Regions from separate parts of the Homo sapiens genome. Here region 2 is linked to region 1. Evidence: chromatin loops called from intact Hi-C (ENCODE). Cell type or tissue: ovary. All regions are shown on one strand. Each heading gives the region's core, and the rest is flanking DNA. Links, peaks and the distances in the headings are about the cores only.

What was found. A loop is a pair of places that touch in the nucleus more often than their neighbours do. Peaks named below come from ENCODE experiments on the same cell type or tissue, not always from the same donor. Only the 100,000 strongest peaks of a DNase experiment are listed, where the experiment ranks them.
Region 2: a loop joins it to region 1, with 2.7 times the contacts of the local background. A loop is called at or near these places in 12 of 110 quality-filtered maps.

Annotation. Positions count from the first base shown.
Region 1 is chr12:53,981,602-53,989,824 of GRCh38, forward strand. It overlaps HOXC10 (homeobox C10), which reads left to right and starts at 3,545. Exons shown (of 2, transcript NM_017409.4): 1 at 3,545-4,409; 2 at 7,568-8,223. The coding sequence starts at 3,659. The coding sequence ends at 7,845. HOXC-AS3 (HOXC cluster antisense RNA 3) reads right to left here and starts at 3,918. Exons shown (of 3, transcript NR_047506.1): 1 at 3,875-3,918; 2 at 3,363-3,482; 3 at 2,350-2,553. RefSeq lists an enhancer at 4,329-5,209 and a silencer at 4,694-4,743. In ovary, for the core only: a CTCF peak has its summit at 3,414; a DNase peak (open chromatin) is centred at 3,420; H3K4me3 peaks cover 712 bases; H3K27me3 peaks cover 171 bases.
Region 2 is chr12:54,368,322-54,376,544 of GRCh38, forward strand. ZNF385A (zinc finger protein 385A) reads right to left here. Exons shown (of 7, transcript NM_015481.3): 2 at 7,523-7,633; 3 at 5,652-5,814; 4 at 3,152-3,394; 5 at 2,606-2,775; 6 at 2,305-2,400; 7 at 815-2,165. The coding sequence ends at 1,935. The region is part of intron 1 of GPR84-AS1 (GPR84, ZNF385A, ITGA5 and GTSF1 antisense RNA 1); the gene reads left to right. Among named protein-coding and RNA genes, the nearest start is that of GPR84, 7.9 kb to the left of the region's middle. In ovary, for the core only: CTCF peaks have their summits at 533 (motif pointing left) and 2,110 (motif pointing right); DNase peaks (open chromatin) are centred at 520, 1,131, 2,190, 4,000 and 2 weaker places; H3K4me3 peaks cover 1,929 bases; H3K27ac peaks cover 1,927 bases.

The sequences.
Region 1 (8,223 bases), core at 1,378-6,377:
CTGTTGGGGAAACTCCAATTTTTTGCTGGAGAAACCAGGGTGCTTCTGGGGTGTGTTGAGGGCTACAGCCAAGAAAGCAACAAAGGTCCTTTTTTGTTCATTGAGCATATTTTCCTTCTTCTGCTTTCACGTGGGGACCCCTAGCGCCCCAGCCCTTGGGCTGCCCTGTGGAACCCGCTGGATCCTCCCAGAGTATTCACAGAGCTCCTGAACCCTCCTCCTCTGCATTGCTCACAGCCCCACAGACAGAAGGAGGCCCAGCCCCGTCCTTGTTGCCTTTCCAGGATCTGGGTACCCGGGAAGGGAGAAAGGGGCCAGGGCATTGGCCCTGGGTGGGATTTGTCAGGTCGTATGCACAGCTTGAGCCCCACTGTGGCTTGCAGCCCCTGGATTTTCATGTTCCCAAGTTGAGGTAAGAGGGGGGAGCCCCAGACGTAGGCATAGGCATAGGTGTCTCAGCGCCCTCGGAAAGTTGGGGAAATGGATTAATAAAAGTCCATATGTGGGTGATTCTAGCAACACAGGCCTCCCCTGGATCCTAATCCAGTTGCCAAGGGCACAGGCTGAAGGATCTTGGCCCTGTGGGGCAGGGCGGTGGGTGCCTGGCAGTGGCGGCAGGCGGGGTCGCTGTGGCGGCCCGCATGCCTTTGAACGCCAGGCCCGGACAATAGGACCGAAACAGCCTTTGCTCGTGGCCTCGGGAAAGACCGAGCCCAAGGGGGCAGGGCTGGGACCCAGGCCCGCACAAATGCTCCCTTCGCCAGGATAAAACACTCACTTTTTCCTTCCTTTTACCTCCACTGAAGCAGAATCTCAAAGTCTGTGAAAACCCAACAAGTTATTCAGGTCTGCGTCCGAGCGGGCTCTAGTTTAGCAGCACCGGGTTTTCGTTTATCTTGCGTAATTAGAGGCAAACATTTGTCCCACCGGGGGTCCCACTTAGGCTGATGAATTTGATTTCTTTTTTCATTAATCGGCCGTGTTTATCATACTTCTAATTATTTCAACTTTAAACACTATTCTGTCTTGTGAGGAGGTGGGAGTCGAGGCGGGAGGCTCCTCCCTGGAGTATTATTTTCATTAATGATGGCGATAATTCCGAAGCGACTCTGTCCTCTCCCTTGGCTAAGGTGAGAGGTGGGCTTGGAAAGAGGTTGGGTGGTGGGACCCCTGAGGCCGATGGGTCTGCTCCCTGTCTGCTGGTTCCCCAGGCTACGCCTTGGGGCTTGTCTGAAGTTTATCTCCTTCACCCTTTCCTGCCGACTCCTTCACCCCCTCCCAGGCTGGGCTCAAACCCTTTGCGGCTCTTCCCTGGAAACCTTTCTCTGATCCCAGCCTGTCCTGGCTGGCCTGGGCAGAGGCTCGGGTAGCACTGTCCTGGCCCCCAGCTACTAACACCCAGAGAAAAAAAAAAAGAAAAGGCTGAGGTGGCCAAGGGCCACTTGGCCGTGGGGAAAAGGACCCACCAGACTCCAAAGTGGGGGGTAAGGGTAGGGAACTGGGACGCTAAATTCCTGGGAAAAGCACACCAGGCAGGAAAATAAAGGAGACGTGAAAGAGGGGGGAGGGAACCCCCAAAGCCATATAATTCTCAATTGCTTTGGTATTTAATTTCATCGTCCCATAAATGAGGAAATATCAGTTCCCATACTAAATTTTTATCCCTGGCTGATAAATATGACGGGAAATTTTCGTTGGGTCCTCGTAAAAGGGAACGGTTTCGATCAAACTGGTGGGGAAAGACTAATGCAGATAATACAAACAGAGTGGCCATAAAGTCTCGCCCGTTTCCCGCGGGATGGGCGGTGGGACAAATGGCTCCCTGGATTGACTGCTGCCCGGACTGTCCCAAGTCTGGGGCCTAAACAGCCTAACCTTGCCCTGGATAACCCCCATGCTGAGGCCACGGTGACCCTGCATATGAAAACACAAAACCATTTCAAATCTCCCCTGGCCGGTCCTGCAAGCAAATCATACACTCCACATTTCCTTCCAGTTTTCCGGAGGTTCAGGAACCCCTGCGTCTTCTCTCTCCACCCCTGGATGGGGAAATTCGGCGGATTTCTTTCTGCGGTCTTCTAGCCGCAGCGGGCTTGGGCCTCCTTAGAAACGGTCTAGCCTCCTCACTCCTCCACTCCAGGGCGCTGGGCTCCAGTCCTTTCCCCGCCAAACTCCAGCCCTTCGGAAAGTCTGAACCCTAGGCTCTGTCCAAGGAAAAATGTGGGGCGACAGGAAAGACAAGTTGTTCTCCAGATTCCGTTTCCTGAGGAAGGGGTGGAGAGTTTAGTTCGCTTTGGAAGAAGGCGATGGAGAAACGGAAATAACTGTTTGAAACATACGGTTCCCCTTATTTCTTCCTTTTATTTAAAAACAACCACAAAAATAGACTGGTCTGTCTTCTTTCAAACATGCTCCCAGCCCGTGCGCTCTGTAAAGGACGCTTCTCTGGGTCGGGTTTTGTTGCGTCTTGTGTGCTGGTTTCCCGTGTGATACGTGACTCCTCCAAACTGACCGAGGCTCCGCAGGTTCCCTCTTTCTTTCCCGGAATATTCCCTGTTTTAGCGGGGGCAAGGTCAAGCGGAAAGCGAGGACCGCCAGGGCCTGAAGTAAAGCAGCAGAACCGGCTCCAAGGCCAAAGCCTTGTGGGCCCCTGAGATGGTGACCCAGGAGCCGCCCACCCTGCCAGGCCCAGGCCACAGCTCTCGGGTCGGGGATCGGGTGCCTCTGGTCTCTGGCTTCCTCTTTCCCCTACCCCGCGTCCATTCGGAACCTCCTTTTCCGAGCAGCCATGAAGTGACCGTGACCCCCTCCCTGGCCCACCCTAGAGGCTGGAGATTCCCAGTCAACCCCCACAGGAAACTTGCAACTCCAGCGCCGCGGCCCCCAAGCTTCCAGCCCCGAGGGCCAAGCCCGGGGAAAAGAGGAGGCGGGAGAGCAGAAACTTTAGTCCTGTTTGGTATTCCTTAACTTTTTTTCCCCTTTCTCTGCTCATCAGATCCCCCCAAACCCCCCCCCCCACAAACCTCACCCCACTCCCATCCCCAAGGTAAGAAGTGGGAGTCGGGTCCGGGGATATGGAAAGGGGAGATGAAGAGTGGGGAGAAGTACCTGATTCGTGTCTCGACCTTTTAATTTGAATTTGACTGTTTTGAGCCCCGGGTTGCCTCGCTCTCTCCCTCTCTCCCGCATTTCCCCCCTCTCCGCCCCCTTCTCCCCAGGAGTTACAGGCTGGTTACTGGATAAACAAACCCCACTCTTCCTAGAACCCCCACCCCCACCCCCACCCCCCTCCACCCCTCTACCTCCCCTGCCGCCCGGGGGGCGCTTCCTTTGTTCGCGGGGAAGGGCTCCGGTGCCCCTACCCCGAGGCAGCTGCTAGATGGCGCTGTTACTCCACTCTGCGCGCTCCGCCTGCCGACAACTTGACCCCGCTGACGTCACGGCCGTCTGAATCATCAAGGCCATTTTCAAATCCCATTGGTCTAGCCGTCACATGGTGAGAACCGAATGCGCGGATAATTACGGAGCTGATATTTCCCCCCCTCCCCTTCTTTTTCCTCCCTCCCCTCCAACCGCGCCCCCCCTCCCGGATGGGGAAAAAAAAAGATGTCAGCTCCTCCGCTGTAGTATTGCTCCTTAAAAACCCCTCTCTCTGAAAATGACATGCCCTCGCAATGTAACTCCGAACTCGTACGCGGAGCCCTTGGCTGCGCCCGGCGGAGGAGAGCGCTATAGCCGGAGCGCAGGCATGTATATGCAGTCTGGGAGTGACTTCAATTGCGGGGTGATGAGGGGCTGCGGGCTCGCGCCCTCGCTCTCCAAGAGGGACGAGGGCAGCAGCCCCAGCCTCGCCCTCAACACCTATCCGTCCTACCTCTCGCAGCTGGACTCCTGGGGCGACCCCAAAGCCGCCTATCGCCTGGAACAACCTGTTGGCAGGCCGCTGTCCTCCTGCTCCTACCCACCTAGTGTCAAGGAGGAGAATGTCTGCTGCATGTACAGCGCAGAGAAGCGGGCGAAAAGTGGCCCCGAGGCAGCTCTCTACTCCCACCCCTTGCCGGAGTCCTGCCTTGGGGAGCACGAGGTACCCGTGCCCAGCTACTACCGCGCCAGCCCGAGCTACTCCGCGCTGGACAAGACGCCCCACTGTTCTGGGGCCAACGACTTCGAAGCCCCTTTCGAGCAGCGGGCCAGTCTCAACCCGCGCGCCGAACATCTGGAATCGCCTCAGCTGGGGGGCAAAGTGAGTTTCCCTGAGACCCCCAAGTCCGACAGCCAGACCCCCAGCCCCAATGAAATCAAGACGGAGCAGAGCCTGGCGGGCCCTAAAGGGAGCCCCTCGGAGAGCGAAAAGGAGAGGGCCAAAGCTGCCGACTCCAGCCCAGACACCTCGGATAACGAAGCGAAAGGTAAGGCCGCCTGGGCCGCGGGCGCCACTGGGACGTTCCGGCACTTGGTCTTCGCGGCCGGGGAGGGGGGCAGGGGAGAGGGTTGGGCCCAGGAGGCCCCAGACCATTTCGGGAATGCGACCCTGGCTTTCGACTAGCGTCCGCTGAGCTCCAGGCTGGTGGCGCGTCACTTAGCTGGGGAAGGTAAGCGGCGACGTGGAGGTGTCGGCCCTGCCCCGGCCATGGGTGCTAAGGCGGGGGCGGTGCGCACCGCGGGCCGCCTGCAGGCGCAGTGTGCTGCACCGGACGGGTGGCTGCTCCCAGGCGCGTGCTGGCTGTGGTTTGCTTTCTCAATGCTGGTGTCCTGGGGAGCTGACGTCCCCCAGCTCAGGTCAGGGGCTTGCAAAAAGCCTAAAATGGCGATCTTGGGCCAGGGACTAGGGAAGGCTGGGGAGATGGGGGGAGTTCTCTTTACTGCGTTTTCCCAGTTGAAAATTGTTTCCTGCGAAACGCGATTTGTTGTTTGTGGGTCTGATTTGTGCGTGCGGCTTGGGCTCCTGCGGCTTTTGGCTCGGCCGGGGGCCTTGGGCAGCGAGGCTGGAGCCGGAAGAGGTGGAGGTGAAGGGCTGCCCGCCACGTCCCTCCCTCCTCCAGATGCCTGGCTTGGATGGCGTTGGAACAGGGCATTTGGAATGTTGTAAGTTTTCTGTTTCCTCTTTTAATTTTTTCTTTTCCATTTTTTTCTAGTTAAATTATCTTTTTTCATTGGTTTCCAAAAGCAGCTTACAAATGAGTGGTTGGGAAATTTCTGTGTGCGTGGCAAGAGGTTTTCTCCTGAAAGGGAATGTGGCTTTGGTTGGATTTCACTGTAATTTTGGTTGAGAGAAAGCCCAGCCAGAGTTCAAGCTCAGGGTTCAAGATTCATTTCTGCTGTAGGAGCTGGGGGCCTTCGGGATCTTTCTCTGATACTTGGGGAAAGAATGTGGAGGAAACGGGAGCAGGGGAGGAAAAGCTGAGGGGAACGACTTTTCCTGAAAAGTTGTAGCAAGAGCCTCAGAAAAAGGCCCAACCAACGGGGAAGAATAAACCTGCTCCCCACAACACCGGCTACTGGTGACAGTATATAAGGGGCTCATTGGGTGTAGAGGAAGATGAAATACTGAGAGCGGAGCAGGCTGGGGGCGGCCTGGATCTCCTGGTGCTTTGTATATGGATGCGACGCACACGCATGCCTACGGGCGACCTGTGCCACACTCACGCACATCCATATTGCATGATCCTTGCACACTCACGCATGCCCGCTCACACATGCACAGGCACTCTTTTGGCGGGCAAGGGCAGAGCCTCATCCCCTTGGGTCTGCAAAGGTGGTCTTGGTAAATCATCCCCATAGAGACACTGACTGGAAGATGAGCGCTGGTGTGTTCATGAGGATAAGGGGGAGAGTGAGGCGCCTACAGCCTCAAAGCCTTTCGTTTGGCACGTGTGCAGTGTGAAGGTTTAATCTTATACCCTCTCTACAGACCCTGAGCTTGGTTAGGGAGCAGATTTGGGGCAGGAAAACCTGCATTCTAGCCCCCACCAAAAGCAAAGTCAAGGTTAACAAGTTCACCTCTTAACTCGACCTGCACCCATTCCCATAGGCTCTCCCTTTCCTCTAGCTGTCCCCACAGCAACCTAATCCCTCCCACCCCAAGGAATCCCTCTTACCCTGTACCCTCTCTGTGCCCTTCTTTCCTCTCCTCCTGTTTTGATGTCTCCACCAGGCCAGAGGCAAGAGAGCTTTTGATTAAACTTCCCCATTTATAATTTGTCTTGTCCCCCCACCCCACCAAACCTAACAACTCCAGTAAGAAAATAAACAGGACGTAGTTAGATGTGGAGAGCTTGTAAACAATCTGGCAAGAAGCTGCAGGTGCAGAGACAGGAGAGAAAATTCGGGACATTCAGATTTTTTTAGACTGCAACCTCAAGTTTGCCTTTTTTGTGTGTTTTCTGGTTCCTCTTAGGCCCCCGCCTCACCCCGCCCCCAACAAGATAAGATCCAGGAACCTGGCAGCCTCATTGGAATAGGGAGGAGAGAGAGCTCAGAGCCATCAGCAGAGTCCTTTGCTGGGTGTCCTCTCAGGTCTTTGGACTCTGTTTTTTGCCCTTAAAAAGATGGCCAGGTTCCCTTCTGCTACTTGAGAAGCAAGGCTGGTCCATTTCAGCAAGAATGTGTGTCAGGGATAGAGGCTGTCAATAAGCTCATGGGAAATACACAGTATTCTATAGTATCTCCTTACAAAAAAAGACTCATGTACATATCTATGTGTGTGTACTTATGTGTATAGGTGTGTGTATCTCTGCAGGTATACATGTGTACTTGCAGGCATACACATCTACGTATGCACAGACTGGGCAGGGGGTTTCTAGGAGGCTGCATTTCCTCAGGATATGTCTCTCCCTTGACCTTAGGTCCTTTGGCCAGGAAAGTTGTTTGAGGACCCCTTAGGTTGCCCCAGCTCTGTTGCCCCTGACCTCTGCTGCTCTTACAAGCTCCCCTCAGCTGCACATACCTGGGAGAAATGATTAAGAGAGGAAGAGATGGCAATGGGAGACCTAAGGGAGCAGAGTCACTCTGTGGCAGCTCAGGTTGGGGTAAGAGCTGGGGGCCCAGGACAGGGACCACTGCAGTGGCCTCTGGCCACAGATCCTGGAACAAAGTCCCTCCACTGAGTTGAAACAGGTCAAAGCTCTCTGGGAATTTCTCTGGTCTGTGGGTGGACTCTGCTCTGGTCTGGGGCCTGGAAAATGCTTTTCCATCTGGTTGGATTTTTCCAGAGCTGGAATGGAACAGAGAGAAGGGGGGATCTGGCAAGGTTTAGGGAATCTGCCAGGGTCAGCCAGCTGGGGGAAAGCCAGGGTACTCAGGATCTTTTAGATTAAGGTGGACTTGGGTAATTTAAATTTAATAAATGCTTGGAGGCAAGAACTTCCTCCCTTTATCTCCCTAAGTCTAAACCCCAAAGAAATTGTAAGAACCTTGAGCCTAAGAGGAGCCCACCGCCAGGCCCCTGGGGCAAGAGCAGCTCCCCTGTGCTCCCTCAGCCACCCCACAGCAGGCTGGCAAAGGCTGCAGCGCTGAGAGGGTTTTCGACTTCGAGGGATACTTATGTAAATAATGTTATTTTTAACAGAGGAGATAAAGGCAGAAAACACCACAGGAAATTGGCTGACAGCAAAGAGCGGAAGGAAGAAGAGGTGCCCCTATACTAAACACCAGACGCTGGAATTGGAGAAAGAATTTCTGTTCAATATGTATTTGACGCGAGAGCGCCGCCTGGAGATTAGCAAGACCATTAACCTTACAGACAGACAAGTCAAAATCTGGTTTCAAAATCGCAGAATGAAACTCAAGAAAATGAACCGAGAGAATCGGATCCGGGAACTGACCTCCAATTTTAATTTCACCTGAGAGCGCGGCCTCTCCTCCTCCCTTCCCGCTCCTTCCTCTCCCCGCCCCTCCTCCCTTTGTGCCTGGTGATATATTTTTTTTTCCTCCCTGAGTATAAATGCAATGCGACTGCAAAAAAGGCAAAGACCTCAGACTCTCCTTCCAAGGGACCTGTGGTTCGTGCTGCGAAGATGCTTCCACTTAAAGCATGAGAAATGGGGTGCCGGGATGTGGGGTGTGGTGTGTGCCCTCATAGATGGGGGTGGGAGTGTGGCTGGTGTGTGTGTCAAGCCCTCACTCACCCACGCACTCACACACAGCATTCTGTTCTCCATGCAAAGTTAAGATCGAATCCATCCGCTTGTAGGGGAAAAAAAGGAAAAAAATTAACCAGAGAGG
Region 2 (8,223 bases), core at 1-5,000, 390 kb after region 1:
GGGTCAGGATTACTGGCTGCTCTTGGGAGTGTATGGTTGAACCACATTTTGGAGATAACGGAGAAACCATTTTCCTCACATACCATGTGAGAGACAGCTGAACAGTGTTTCCCTGTTCCACAGACCATTTAGGGGCCAGTTGAGAAGGTATTCCAGTATATCTGTAAATGGCACAGTCTCAGTTCTTCAGTCTTGGATACATGAGATCTTAATGAACCTTTGAAAGACTCAAGTCTCCTTATTTTGAAGACTGTGACACTGAGGTCCAGAGAGGGCAAGGACTGACTCAAGGTCACTATTTATGTGGGGCCAGAGCCTAGAGCTCAGATCCCCAGTCTCTGCCCCCCGTTTCTTCCTGTGCCTTGAGTCTCGCTGGCGTGGGTTTCCCACCAGACACACAAAAGCCTGGATTCTTTTCTTTGTCTGAGACTGAGTCTAGACCCATCTGCGTGGAATCTCGAAACACATTACAGGAGCGGCTTAGCCTCGGGCTTAGACTCCTTTTCCGGGTCGTTGGCGCCGCCTTGTGGAGTTGTGGCAAATTCTCAACAGCTGCAGCTGCAGTCCCAGACTTGGACTAGAAATGATCCCCCAGGCCAAGTTTACACGAGCTGGACGAGAGTGGGCGTGGGTGGGATGGGGAGCCTCTGCTCACTCTGCACAAGCCTCATATTTTGCCTCCCCCACCCCCGATTTCCGTTTCCCTCCTCCTTCTCGCTCCCTTTCCTCTTTCTGTGCCGGTCCCATACAGATACATTTAACGACAGAATTGCTCCCAAAACAGCGGGCAAAGACAGAGTCTGAGTCTAGGGGCGGAGGGCAGAACAAATTCAGACTTTATTGTCAGGGAGAGGAAAAAGGGGAGGACCGTGGGTGGGGGGCCTGGGTTGCTACATTGTCAAGCAGAAAGAGTTGATGGGAAGGGGAAGACCAGTGTAGGCCAGACCCCTCCCGGGTCGGCGGCTGAAGGGTTGACGATACGGAAACCACGGAGTCGGGGGTGGGGGAGAGGTGTCACACCCCCGCCCGAGTTGTGCAGTGGAGGTGACTGGTGGGAGGGGACAGCCATGAGGTCTAGGAACTTGGATCGGGGAGGCTACAGACTCGGCGAATCCTGCGAAGGGGAAGGGCGGGGGCGAGGCTTCTATTGCTTTTTGCTCACAGTTTTGCGGAAGGCGAGGCGGGGGTGGGCTTGGACTGGACACCCCTTGCCCCCCTCGGTACCCCTTGGGCGATGGGTGCTGGTGAAAAGAATGGAACCCGGACTAGGGAGGAAGAAGGCGAGGGAAAGGTCTATGGTGGCATCTCCTTGGTCCCACCCAAGTGCCGGAGATGCCCCCAAGTGCTGCCCCCTGCAATGGGCCCGGCTAGACCTGGGGCTAGGGCATGGTGCGGGGCGGGCACAGTGAGGTTGCAGGCGGTAAAACCAAAGTGCTTATGAGGGACCCAGGATCCCGCCTGCTCCCCTCCCCCTACGGAGGACGGGGGTGTTCACGGAAGCGCTTCAGTTTGGGGTAGGGAGCCGGAGTCCCAGAGTCCGCTTATTGCCAAGAAAATCCATTTCTGTCCCCCCCGGACCCCGACCATGGCTTGTGAACCCCGTTTTGTGCTAGGTTTGGGGGGAAGGGCTGGATGGACATGGCTTTTGGGAGGGGGGGTGTCTCCAAGGGGGCTCGGGGGTGAGACGGCCCCCCCTTTTCTAGGGGAGAGGGAAAGGCAGGGGGCGGGGTTCCCTGAGATCTGGGGTGTTCCCCCCCTTCTGAAGCCCCCCTCCCCCGCTACCCCTCCCCTTTCCTGGAACCCCGTATCTCGGGGTGGGGGGGGGGAAGGAGAGATCATTTAGGGAGTGCCGGGAGGAGGGGCGGGCTGGGAGCCCGGACGCCTGGGTCCCGGCTGGAGGTGGGGAGTTGAATGGGAGGGGTTCAGGGTTGAGGTCAGTACGGGGAGAAGAGGATGGGTCCGTGCGCAGTTCGGATGGGTCCGGGGGCCGGGTGAAGCAGAGGGTGAGTGATCGGCGGTCCCTGGAGAAGAGGTGCGGCTGGAGCCGGGCGCAGGGACAGCGGCGAGCCTGCTGCCGCTGCCATCACTGCAGCCACCGCCAGGGGGCTGGGGAGCAGGCCGCCCGCCAGGGACTTGGGCAGCTCCTTGGAGAAAGTCAGCGTGCCCTGAAGCGGGCGAAAGGCGGAGGAAGAGAAGTCACCCGGCGGTCCTGCAAACCCCACCTCTCCCTGGGCAAAGCCCGCGTCCCTCTCTCCTCCCCGCCCGCGCCCTCCCACTGCTGAATTCCCAGCATCCAGGCCTCACCGCCAGCTCCCCGGCGCCCCTAGACTTCTTGTGACGGCTCAGTAGTGGGTTGGGCTTCCCGGCCACGCCGTCTCGGTGCCGCCGGCTGGAGATGTGCTGCGGGGGCCAGTGGATAGGGGGCTGTGAGCTCCCGGAAAGGGGCAACAGCGAGGGAGTATAATCAAGCTCCAAGCACCGGCCCCCTCCCATCTGGCCCCCTGGGGAAAACTCTGAAGAAGGGCCTTTACTCAAGCTCCTTGCTCCCCTTCCCCACTTAGCGGGTGGAGCGTCCCAGAATTCCTGGGAAGGGCCTTAGACCCACCTGTTTCAGTTGGACCTCCGAGTTGACCTTGACATTGCAGATCTCACAGTGGAAAGTTCGGTCCTGGGCAGGAGCCTCTGGTTCCCCCGGGGTGGGAGGCCCCAGCCGAGGGTAAGCTTTGATGGGCCCGAGCCCACTTCGGGCCTCCAGAATTGTCTTGTGCTTAGTACCTGGAGCCCAGAGAGGGCAGGAGGTAAGGGGTGGAAGAAAAATTATCCAGGCCTACTGGGCCTCAGAATGCACATTCCCAGGTACAATATGAGGGGGAAGAGGGTGGGCACAGTGTGGGTTCTTTCTAACTAAGCTCCTTGGGACCCTCCCAAAGAGGTGGATCAGGAGAGAGTCATAGGTAAAGGAGTAAGATGGAGGGAGGAGCTGAGGAAGTAAAGGGCTAAGGAACAGGGGAGATGGCTGGAGAAGGAGACAGGCAGATAGGCTGATAGGTCTTAGATGGTCTAGGGATGTTGGAAGCCAGGGGCATTAGGATGTAGAGGCAGGGGTGGCCTGAGGACAGGAGAGTCTGGGTGGGGGCAGGGGAGTCCATACCTTTGTTATGTGCCTCAAGCTGGGACAGGGAGTTCACAGCCACCTTGCACAGAGCACAGTAGAGCAGCCGCTTGGCTTTCTCCTCCTCTTCCTTGCTACCCCCAGGCAAGGAAGCCGGGGCTGGAGTCCCCCCTTCACCCTTGGTTACACCCTGACCAGTCTCCGGAATGCTGGGAGGGGATGGGGAGCCAGGCTGTTTCTCTGGGGATCCTGGGGCTGGCCCCAGTCCATTCTCCATGGAAACTGTTGTTGGGGGAGAAACATGGGGATCACCCTAGATGGCTCTTGGAGAAGACTCTTCATGTGGAAGAGACCCCCCCCATTTCCTGGAGGGCAAGGGACCAGGAGTCCCCACCCTGTTACAACATGCATGCTCTCATGCCCTGGTCCAGAGCCAGATGTGGTCCAGCTGCCGCAGGCTGGGTGTGAAACTCCAATGCTTGGCTCATTCTCCATTAGCTGGGAATGGCCAAGGGGTCCAGCCTCACCAGCCTACCTTCAGGGTGAAGCTGGCAGCCAGCCCAGCCAGGGGGAGAGGCATGCAACAAGGATATACCCCTCAGTGGCCTGCCAGCCAGTCTGGGCTTCCTGCCAGGACAGCCCCTTCCTGGAGTCTTGCCCAGCCCCCAGGAAGTACACGAAAGAGCCCTAGGAAGGGGCAGAGGCAGGGTGAGGAAAGGTCTGGAGAGATAAACACAGGCATGGCAAAAGGGAAATAGAAACATCAGAACCGGAGAGGGAAGAAACAGGGATGTAGGCTGCTCTATAATTCATGGCTTGATTAAAGATGCACAGGCCCTAGGCCTCAGTGCTGGGTTCTGGCCTCTGTACAGGGGAAACTCTAGCGCTCCCATTCTTGCTCCAGCAGCTGATCCAGTTTCCGGGTCATGGCGAGGCTGGCAGTGGGGGTGGGGAGCTTGTGGGAGGGGAACTCCTCACCCCTCCAGGTACCCATTTGCTTGTTCATCCTATGTCCTTCCCCTTATTTCTCTTACTTTTTTCTGACATTCTTCACCTCCATCCCAATCCAGACAGCACATCCACATCTCAGTCTGGACAGGACTTCATGGTTTATAAAGCACGGCAGGTATAGTTATCCTGCCTATATCCTCAGAGATACTGTAGGAATTAAATGAGGTAATATGTGTAAAGTGCTATTCAAGAAATGTTAGCTATCACCATCATCATCATCATCCTCTTCCTCTCCATCTTACAGAGATGTTAACAAACTAAGATGATCAGGCTAAGAAGCAGCCAAAGTACAATTAGAACTCAGCTTCCCGTGGCCGGGGACGGTGGCTCATGCCTGTGATCCCAGCATTTTGGGAGGCTGAGGTGGGCAGATCACTTGAGGTCAGGAGTTTGAGACCAGCTTGGGCAACATGGTGAAACCCTTTCTATACTAAAAATACAAAAATTACCCGGGTGTGGTGGCAGGTGCCTGTAATCCCAGCTACTCAGGAGGCTGAGGCAGGAGAATCGCTTGAACCTGGGAGGTGGAGGTTGCAGTGAGCTGAGATTGTGCCACTGCACTCTAGCCTGGGCGACAGAGTGAGACTCTGTCTCAAAAAACAAACAAACAAAAAACAGAACTCAGTTCCCCCACCTGCCCGCCTGCCCACTCACTCTGACTGTGCATCCCTGAGGGGGTTCTGTGTGTGTGTGTGTGTGTGTGTGTGTGTGTGTGTGTGTGTGTATTGAGAATGGGGTCCTGGTTTCCAAGCTGGTAGTACAGATGTTTGTTTCTCATTCTTCTTAGGGTGGGGCAGGAAGGACAGGCAAGTATAAGGATGGAGATGTTAGGTCTCTCTGGAATTGGCCATGATTGACATCCGATGTGGTAATCCCAGGATGGGGGTGGCTCATCATATCTTCCTGTCTCAATATTCCTGCTTTCCAATTTCTTGGCTGCAAGTATGACTGAGGATGGTCACCAGCCATGAGGGAAAAGGAATCTTGTAAACTTGGAAAAGACCTCAAAGATCTTAGTCTCACTCCTCTATTTCCCAGAAAAAAAAAAAAAAAACTCTGACTAGGGAGGTCAAAAGGTCTACTACTACCCAAGATCATCCAGGGAGTTTCCTGGGTTTCTTGCACTCTCTGTCTTCCCCGAGGGGAGCCCCAGTAGGGCAGGAACTCAGATATTCTGATTCCCTTCCCTGCCCCTCTCCCTAAGATGAAAAGGCATCTCTCTGGATTTGGTGGTTCTCTTTTTCTTGGGGATGTTTGCCAGGTGGCCTCACCCTAGCCCCTCTCTGAGTCACTGGGCTGTGGGGAGGACAGACAGTGGGGACTCTGTTGAGAGGAGCTGTGGTGGGGGTAAGGGTGACAGGATGGAAATTTTACATCACTGTGCCTGGCTCCAGGACTCACCTTGGGTGGGGGTGGGGGTATAGGGACTGAGGAAGAGAGAGATGGAAGCAGAGGACAGTTCTGGAAAAGGGGGAGAGAATAGAGAAGACAGAGATCAGTTGAAGAATATGCGGGGATTCAGACACACCTGGACGGGGTGCTACACCATCCCCATTTGTTGGGGTGCTGCCTGGGGGAGCTGGGTCTCCAGGTTCTCGGACGCCAGGCTCCCTGCCTCTGGTCTTGGCAGCCTCAATGCCTTTGACTCGTCGGGCGTGGCGATTACCTTTGTAGTGCGCCTCAGCCTGGCTCTTTAGGGATGGAGGAAGAAAATGGAATCTGAGATCACCTTTCATCTGACCGATCTCCCCACAGAGCTCCCTCAAGTCCTGGGGTGATCTCAGCAGGCTGCAGTGAATTTTTCTGTACACCAGTGAGATGTAAAGCCCCATACCAATAAGTCCTGGTTATTCCTGGGGCTCAGACTAGCTTCTCAAGCTTGAGTCCCTGGGAACCTAGGTCCCCACCTAGTTCAGACTCCACCCTACCACCACACCCAGGGCCTGGCTGCTGACTCAGACCCCCACCTAGTCCTGGTAGAGACAGGGGGACCACAAACCTATGGAAGAGTTCTAAATGGGGAGAGGCCTAGCAATCCAGTCAGTCAGCATCCTCTTAGACCCCAAGGCTATGTGCCCAAGTCCTCTGCCCCTAGGATCCAGCCTTTGCTGCTTTCACCCTGAGGCTGGAAGTCCCAGGATCCCTGATGCCTGGGCTCTGTCCTGACTACTTCCCCTTGGGTCTCATTTTCCCTGAAGCCTCTGTGGACACCCTGGAGGACCCTGGCCCCGAGCCCAGCTCTGGGGACAGAAAACAGCAGTGGAGACAGCTGTCAAAACAGAACCATTTGATGGGGGAGGGGAGGGTAGGGCAAAAAGTGGGAAGGGCTATCTGCTGTTGGCTCCCTGCCCCTCTAGTCTTCCACCATCCACCAGTGAGTGGAGCCAGGGTTGATAGACAGGATGCCTGGGGTCCAAGCTAAAGCAGAGGCCTGATGCTGGGTTAGTCCTGTCTTCCCTTCCCCACCCTGCTCCACTCCCATGTATACCCCTGCTAAGAATGTACCATCCTGGAGGCACAGGGTCACCCAGACAAGGGCAGAAATAAAAGGTGTGGATAGGCAGGAAAAGAAGATTGACAGCCCAGGGGTAAAGTAGCAGTGTGCAGAGCCCAGTAGTATGGAGTGTGTGTGTGTGTGTGTGTCTCTGTACTGGGTAGAGAAACAGAACATGCTTTTATTTTCCCCTACTCAGCAGAACGAGGCTCTGCTGTTTTTCTCCAAAAGCTCTCAGGGCCTGCACCCCACAAAGTCCCCTCTAGAGCCACACACACTCCACAGAGTCCCAGTGGAGCCTCAGAGGGAGGAAATCTGGGAGGCTGAACATCTGGGTTTTGGGTTTGGGGTAGCTTCTCCCCAGGGGAAAGCCCCATGGGATAAGAGTAGGGGCCAGGCCTTGTGTGTGATTTGGAGGGAGGAGAGTAGAAATGGGGTGGAGAGAGAAGGAAGCCAGAAAGTTAGAGCGAAGTGGGTGGGCCAAGGAGGAGTTTAGCAGAGGCCAAAGAGGACAGAGGCTCTGTGGGGGAGCCAATGACCTAACTCTGCCCCATACCCAAGAACCAGTGGGCCAGAGGCCACACTCCTGCTCAGACACTGATGGCCACCTATGTTCCAAGAAGCTCTGAACCACGGATGCCCAAGTCTCAAGGGAGGGAGAGGTCAACTTTAGAGGACTGATCTACTTCATGTCAAAATACACAGCAACTTCTTGTGTCTCTCCAGTGCCTTCCACAAGACCCTGCCCCTCCTGCGGTATCCCCATTCCCTGCTCTTTGCCTAATATCCCCTTAATCCCTGCCCCTCAACCAGAGTAAGTGTTCTCACCCAGCCTCTGCCCTCCCTCAAGTTCCCCTGCTGCCCCTGCCCCACCCACTGGGTAGATGAGCAGCTTGGCTTCTTACCTGAGAATTGAAGCGGATTTGACAGATATTACAGGAAATGACGGGCCGCTTGGTCTTGAGCAAGGGTCCCCCAAAAGTGTGGGAGAGCACAGCCTTCTGCACAGGGTCCATCTGTGGAGGCAGGCTGGGGTGAGCCGGGAACCCTAGCGCAACTCATGTCCAGCATTCCCCCAACACAGATATCTGTGTTGAACCAAGGTCCCCAGACCCCTTCTATCCCTTAATATGCCTGAGGGATCTGAGCCTCAGTCTTCTGATTCTCTCTTAGCCCAATCTTCATAGCACTGAAAGGGACCTGATCGATAACTGGCCCAATGCTCCCATTTTACAGGACATAGAAGTGGTTTGCCCAACGTCACACCATGAGTTAATAGCAGATCTGGTATCTGAACCTGGATTCCTGCCTTGGTCCATCATACCATGAACATACAACTGTGTCACCTTGACTTATCTCCTACAGTGAAGCCAATCCACCAGAGGCCTCTGACATGAAGTCCCAAAGCACCCTAGATCCTAGGGCCTTCAGCTGAAGCCTCTGAGCCCTTTGGGCCTCCACTCTGGGGTAAGACTATCACCAAGCCCAGCCTCTAGTCCCAGGAGACAGATGTTCCCAGCCTCCCAACTCTGGATCCCTGGTCGCCCTAACACACACACTCTCTGGACCTCTTAAGGGCAGCAACTTCTAGAGGGAGTAAAAGAAC